Linked DNA regions of Homo sapiens: region 1 is linked to region 2. A link is an interaction called in ENCODE POLR2A ChIA-PET data of the cell type or tissue named here. Cell type or tissue: MCF 10A. All regions are shown on one strand. Each heading gives the region's core, and the rest is flanking DNA. Links, peaks and the distances in the headings are about the cores only. Region 1 overlaps IL4R (interleukin 4 receptor). Region 2 overlaps NSMCE1 (NSE1 component of SMC5/6 complex).

Evidence for each region. ChIA-PET counts read pairs that join two places held together with the same protein. Peaks named below come from ENCODE experiments on the same cell type or tissue, not always from the same donor. Only the 100,000 strongest peaks of a DNase experiment are listed, where the experiment ranks them.
Region 1: POLR2A ChIA-PET joins it to region 2 with 16 read pairs; 19 of 35 experiments call an interaction of 5 or more read pairs at or near these places.

Annotation. Positions count from the first base shown.
Region 1 is chr16:27,317,285-27,320,198 of GRCh38, forward strand. All of the region lies in intron 1 of IL4R (interleukin 4 receptor), which reads left to right. Among named protein-coding and RNA genes, the nearest start is that of IL4R, 4.8 kb to the left of the region's middle. RefSeq lists an enhancer at 1,481-1,680 and a silencer at 2,042-2,091. In MCF 10A, for the core only: no CTCF peak of the experiment used is centred there; DNase peaks (open chromatin) are centred at 187 and 1,307.
Region 2 is chr16:27,262,953-27,265,866 of GRCh38, forward strand. All of the region lies in intron 1 of NSMCE1 (NSE1 component of SMC5/6 complex), which reads right to left. Among named protein-coding and RNA genes, the nearest start is that of NSMCE1-DT, 3.8 kb to the right of the region's middle. In MCF 10A, for the core only: no CTCF peak of the experiment used is centred there; a DNase peak (open chromatin) is centred at 1,359.

The DNA of each region.
Region 1 (2,914 bases), core at 125-2,624, 54 kb after region 2:
AGACCCGGAGATGAATGCAGTAGCCTTGCCTCAGGTCCACATCTGAGGGACAGACTCCATCCTACTTTTCTTCCCATGTATTCTTTCCTGCTTGTACCAGTTCACTGGGGTGACCAAGAAAGACATTTCTGAGTTTTCCTCCTGGCTGGCACAGTGGAGACATGCCCAGCCACGTTTAGCTAGACTTACCATGGCTGGGCTAGAAGAGAGGCCAGGAGCTTGTCTGGAGGTTGCACAGACCTGCCCTTGGTGAATGTGGATCGGAGCGCCCCGGCAGAGGCTTGAGGTGCTACAGAGGCTGGGGGATCCACTGTCAGACCGGGTGCATCACCACTGTTTTATGATATCCAGCAAATTGCTCTGCGTCTCTGAGCTTAAGGCAGAGAGAAGGGCCTGAGCTTGAAGAGGGGATCCCAGGTTTAAATCGGAGCTGGCTACTTCCCAGCTCTCCACTGTGTAATCTGGAGGAAGTTGTTTAACCTCTCTGAGCCTCCCTTTGTTTTGTCATGGGTGTTTGCAGGGAGAGCATTCATGAGATAGTTTGTATAGACATTTTGCCCTTGGAAGGCGCTCAGTGATTGCTGTTTTTCTCTGCATTTTGGACCGAGTCCCTTCTGCGTATCCAGCACCTGGCTTCCTCCTGCATTTCTTCCTCAGGAATTTATTGAGCACCTATATGTGCCAGAGCATCGGACCAAGTCCTTTGCTCTCCTGGGGTTTAGATTCTAGTTGAGCATACAGGCAATGTACAACCAATACATATGTTCAGATCGGCAGCTTTATCTGTTATTCTGAAATCCACGATTTCTGAAAACCGAAAGTTTTTCATAACTCATTTTGAAGCTAAACTTGAGGCTTTTTAGAGTCTTCATCCTCTTCGGTGTGATGCTCAGATGTCTTTCTGCAGAGATATTAGTGCAATTGATCTTTGGGTGCTTTCCCGCCCTGCATGATGGGCATGTCGGTGGGTATTTTATACAAGGTGACCTTTCTACAGCCTGAGTCATCCTGAATTCTGAACTATGTCTGGCCCCCAGGATTTTACAGGAGAGAACATGGACCTGCAATATCCTATCAGGTGGAGACTGTGCTAGGAAGGAAAGCAAAGCTGGGTGCAAGTGGAATCAGGGAGGGCTTCCCTGAGGAGGTGACATTTGAGAGGGATGAGGAAGAGAGGGCCAGGTGGAGGGACTCACAGAGGACGGAAGACTCCACTTCCTGACTGGCCTGTGCTTACCCCTCATTCTGCATGCACAGTTCTGTCTAAATGCGTCCGTTCTTGCCTTTCCAAGAAGTGCTGATGTCTCTTACGTTTCAAGTCTAGCTCTGACTGACTCATTCTCTCTTTAGGTGCCCCCACAGGCCTCCTCACCTCTTCTCGTTTGCTTAAGAAATCTGAGGTCTGCGCTAAAGCCAGCCTGGGTGCTGTAACCTCTCGGCCGAGGATGGTGCCCAGCTGGGCTTGCATCTGGAGTTGGAGGAAGTGGGTCCCGGGAGGGGAAGAGGAGCCGTGGGGCCTTCCAAGGGTTTGGTGGAATTGAGTTCCTGGTGGGGAGGGGCTGTGTTCTGGGTCTTAGAGCCTCTCGCCTGCAAAGCAAAGTTGAACGTAACACGCGCTCACATATCTCGAGTGCCAGCCCGGGGCTAGGTGCTTAACGCTTGCTTAGCCAAAGTGCCAGGGGCTGGGGACACGGGAATGAGTGACCCAGAAATGAGGGCCCTCATGGAGCTGAAAGCATTCTGGGCTTGGTGACTTTGAGGAAGTGGCTTTTGAACTGAGACCTGAAATACCAAGGCATGTGGATATCTGGGGAAAGAGTGATCCTGGCAGTGGGAACAGAGAGTGCAAAGGCCCAGAGGCATGAATGAGCTTGGTGTGTTTGACCCACAGCAAGGAAGCTGGTGTGGTTGGATGGAACCAAACAAGAAAGAGGTCTAGGAGCAGAGGTCAGGGAGGGAGCTGGGGCCAGATACCTGCATTGTCTCATTTAACTTGTGTAATAACCCTACCAGATAGGAGCTACTCTCATGCAAATGTTACAGATGAAGTAACAGAGGCACAGAGAGGTTCAGTGACTTGTCCAGGGTCACACACCTGAAGGTGGCAGAGCAGGGCTGTGAACCTAGAAGCTCCAGAGTCCTCAGTCCTCACCATGGTGTTTAAACACAATAAAATCTATGCCTGAGTGCTGAAGACACACCTGCCATTTAGATCGATCCACTTTTTTACATTGTCGGTGTACTCCCTGCCATCCATCTGCCCAGAAATACTGTGAATGTGGGCAGCGCAGGACTGGTTCCTCCAAGCCCCATTTTACAGACAGTCCAATCATTTTACATATTATTTTATGAATGAGCACCTTCCTCAGTGTCTCAGACCAGGGGTCCCCACACAGCAGGGCCACACAGCAGGAGGTGAGTGGCGGGTGAGTGAGCGAAGTTTTATCTGTATTTACAGCTGCTCCCCATCGCTCGCATTACCACCCAAGCTCGGCCACCTGTCAGGTCAGCTGAGGCATTAGATGATTCTCACAGGAGCACAAACCCTTTTGTGAACTGCACATGTGAGGGATCTGGGTTGCGTACTTTTTCTTTTTTTTTTAAGACGGAGTTTCGCTCTTGTCGCCCAGACTGGAGTGCAATGGTGCGATCTTGGCTCACTGCAATCTCCACCTCCCCATGTTCAAGTGATTCTCCTGCCTCAGCCTGGTGGCTGGGATTACAGGCCTGTGCTATCACACCCAGCTAATTTTTGTATTTTTAGTAGAGACAGGGTTTCACTGTGTTGGCCAGGCTGGTGTCGAACTCCTGGCCTCAGGTGATCCACCTGCCTCAGTCTCCCAAAGTGCTGGGATTACAGGCATGAGCCACTGCACGCGGCCCTGGGTGCGTGCTTCTTATGAGACTCTAATGC
Region 2 (2,914 bases), core at 164-2,663:
TATCACTGATCATTAGAGAAATGCAAATCAAAACCACAATGAGATACCATCTCACATCAGTCAGAATGGCTATTATCAAAATGTCAAAAAATAACAGATGCTGGCAAGGTTGCAGAGAAAAGGGAAACTTATATACTGTTGGAGGGAGTGTAAATTAGTTAAACCACTGTAGAAAGCAGTGTGGCAATTCCTCAAAGAGCTAAAAGCAGAACTACCATTTGACCCAGCAACCCCATTCCTGGGTATATACCAGAGGAACAGAAATATTCTACCATAAAGACACATGCACGGGAATGTTCACTGCAGCCCCATTCACAGAAGCAAAGACATGGAATCAACCTAAATGCCCATCAATGACAGACTGGATAAAGAAAATGTGGTACCTATACACCGTGGAACACTATGCAGCCATAAAGAAGAATGAGATGATGTCTTTTGCAGGAACATGGATGAAACTGGAGACTATTATCCTCTGCAAGCTAACACAGGAATAGAAAACCAAATACCACATGTTCTCACTTATAAGTGGGAGTTAAATGATGAAAACTTATGAACACAAGGAAGGAAACAACAGACACTGGGGTCTATTTGAGGATGGAGGGTGGGAGGAGGAAGAAGAGCAGAAAATATAACTATCGGGTACTGGACTTAATTCTTGGCTGATTAAAAAAGCTGTACAACAAACCCCTATGACGTGAGTTTACCTATCTAATAAACCTTCACGTGTGCTGCCAAACCTAAGTTTTTTTAAAAAAGCATATGATCATCTTAATGATGCAGAATATACAATTGATAAAATTCAACATGTACCTACACCAAAAACAAATTTGGAATCGAAGAAAACATCTTTTATCTACTAAGTGACGTCTACAAAAAACCTGCAGCAAACATCATACTGAAAAATGAAATGTTGGCAGCAATCACTTTAAAAACCAAATTGACCCAATGCAATTGAATCAATGCTATTACAGTCAGCATCCCAAGAGGCTTTGTGTATGTGTGTGTGTGATTTGACAAGATGATTCTAAAAATTTACATAGAAAACACAAAGGCAAAACAGCAAAGACATTCCTGGGAGAAAATAAAGGCAGAAGGACTTGTCCTACCAGCTATAAAGACTTCTCATATTTGCTGGGCGCGATGGCTCATGCCTGTAATCCCAGCACTTTGGGAGGCTGACGTGGGCAGATTGCTTGAGCCCAAGAGTTCAACACCAGCCTGGGCAATGTGGTGAAACCTTGTCTCTACTAAAAACAAAAATTAAAAAAAAAATCGCTGGGCATGATGGTATGCACCTGTAGTCCCAGGTACTCATGATACTGAGGTGGGAGGACTGCTTCAGCTCGGGATGTCGAGGCTACAGTGAGTCATGATTGCACCACTGCATTCCAGCCAGGATGACAGAGTAAGATCCTGTCTAAAAACAAACCAAAACAAAAAAAGCACTTCTTATAAAGCTAGAGTAACGAGTACAGTGTGGTAATGGTACAGAGATAGACAAATAAGACCAATCAATGGAACAGAACAGAGAACTCAGAAACGGAAAGGTATACATATATGGATACTTGATGGCGGATGAAAGCAAACTTTCCAATAAAAGGTGCCAGGAAAACTTGTTATCCATATGTAAAAAAATGAATAAAATTTGATTCTTACCTCATACTATATACAAACATCAATTCTGAAGGGATAAGGTCATAATAAGGAAAAATACTGTAAGACTTTTAGGCAATATAGAGAATATATTTATCACCTAAGGGTAGGGAAGGATTTCTTTAAGAGATATAAAAAGTACAGGTCATAAAGGAATATACTGATAAACTTGACTTTTGTTAAAATTAAGGGCCTCTATTCACCAAAAATACCAGAAAGGTGGGGGTTAGGGGATACAAACTGGAGGGCATTTAAAACAAACATAAGCTACAAAATACAAAAGATTCATATTCAGACTATATAAGGAATTCCTACAAATCAGCATGGGAAACACAACTGTAAAAGAGAAATGGGCAACAGAAATTTTACAAAAAGAGGATGCATAAATGATGAATAAATACAGAAAAAAGATGCTCAATCTCAATGTTATCAGACAAATGATTATGAAAACCACAGTGAAGGAATGTCTTAGCCACCACCAGACAGGCAAAAATTTTAAAAGAATGGCTGAGGCTGAAACTTTCATCTGCTGCTGGGAGAGTATAAATTCTTTTCCTTTTTTTTTTTTTTTTTTTTTTTTGAGACAGGGTCTCACTCTGTTGCCCAGGCTGGAATGAAGTGACACAGTCATAGCTCACTGCAGCCTTGACCTTGTGGGCTCAATCGATCCTCTGACCTCAGAACCCCCTAGCAGCTATGACTACAGGCACACACCACTATGCCCGGCTAATTTCTGTATTTTTTGTAGAGATGGGGTCTCACCTGTTGCCCCAGCTGGTCTCATACTCCTGGACTCAAGCGATCCACCCACCTCAGCCTCCCAAAGTGCTGGGATTACAGGTGTGAGCCACCACTCCAGGCTGAGTATAAATTATTGTAACCATTTCAGATAACAGTTGATATTACTAGCAAATTTGCATATCCCCCGAAATCTACTATTAGGTATATACCTTACAGAAACTTCCACATTTGCCCTAGGAGATATGTTTTTACAGAAGCACCTTGTAATAACAAAAGTCTGGCAACAGTATAAATGCCTACCAACTGAAGAACTACATTAAAACAATATAATCATCCCATAGAATTCAAATCAGCAATGAAGACAAAGTAGAGCTCCTCACATCAACACGCATACTTCTCAGAAAGATAATGTTAAGTGCAACAAGCAAGTCACACAAAATATATTTTAGGATCCTATTACATAAAATCGAAAACTCAGCAAAAGCATACATTCATTCATTAGAAATACACACATACATGG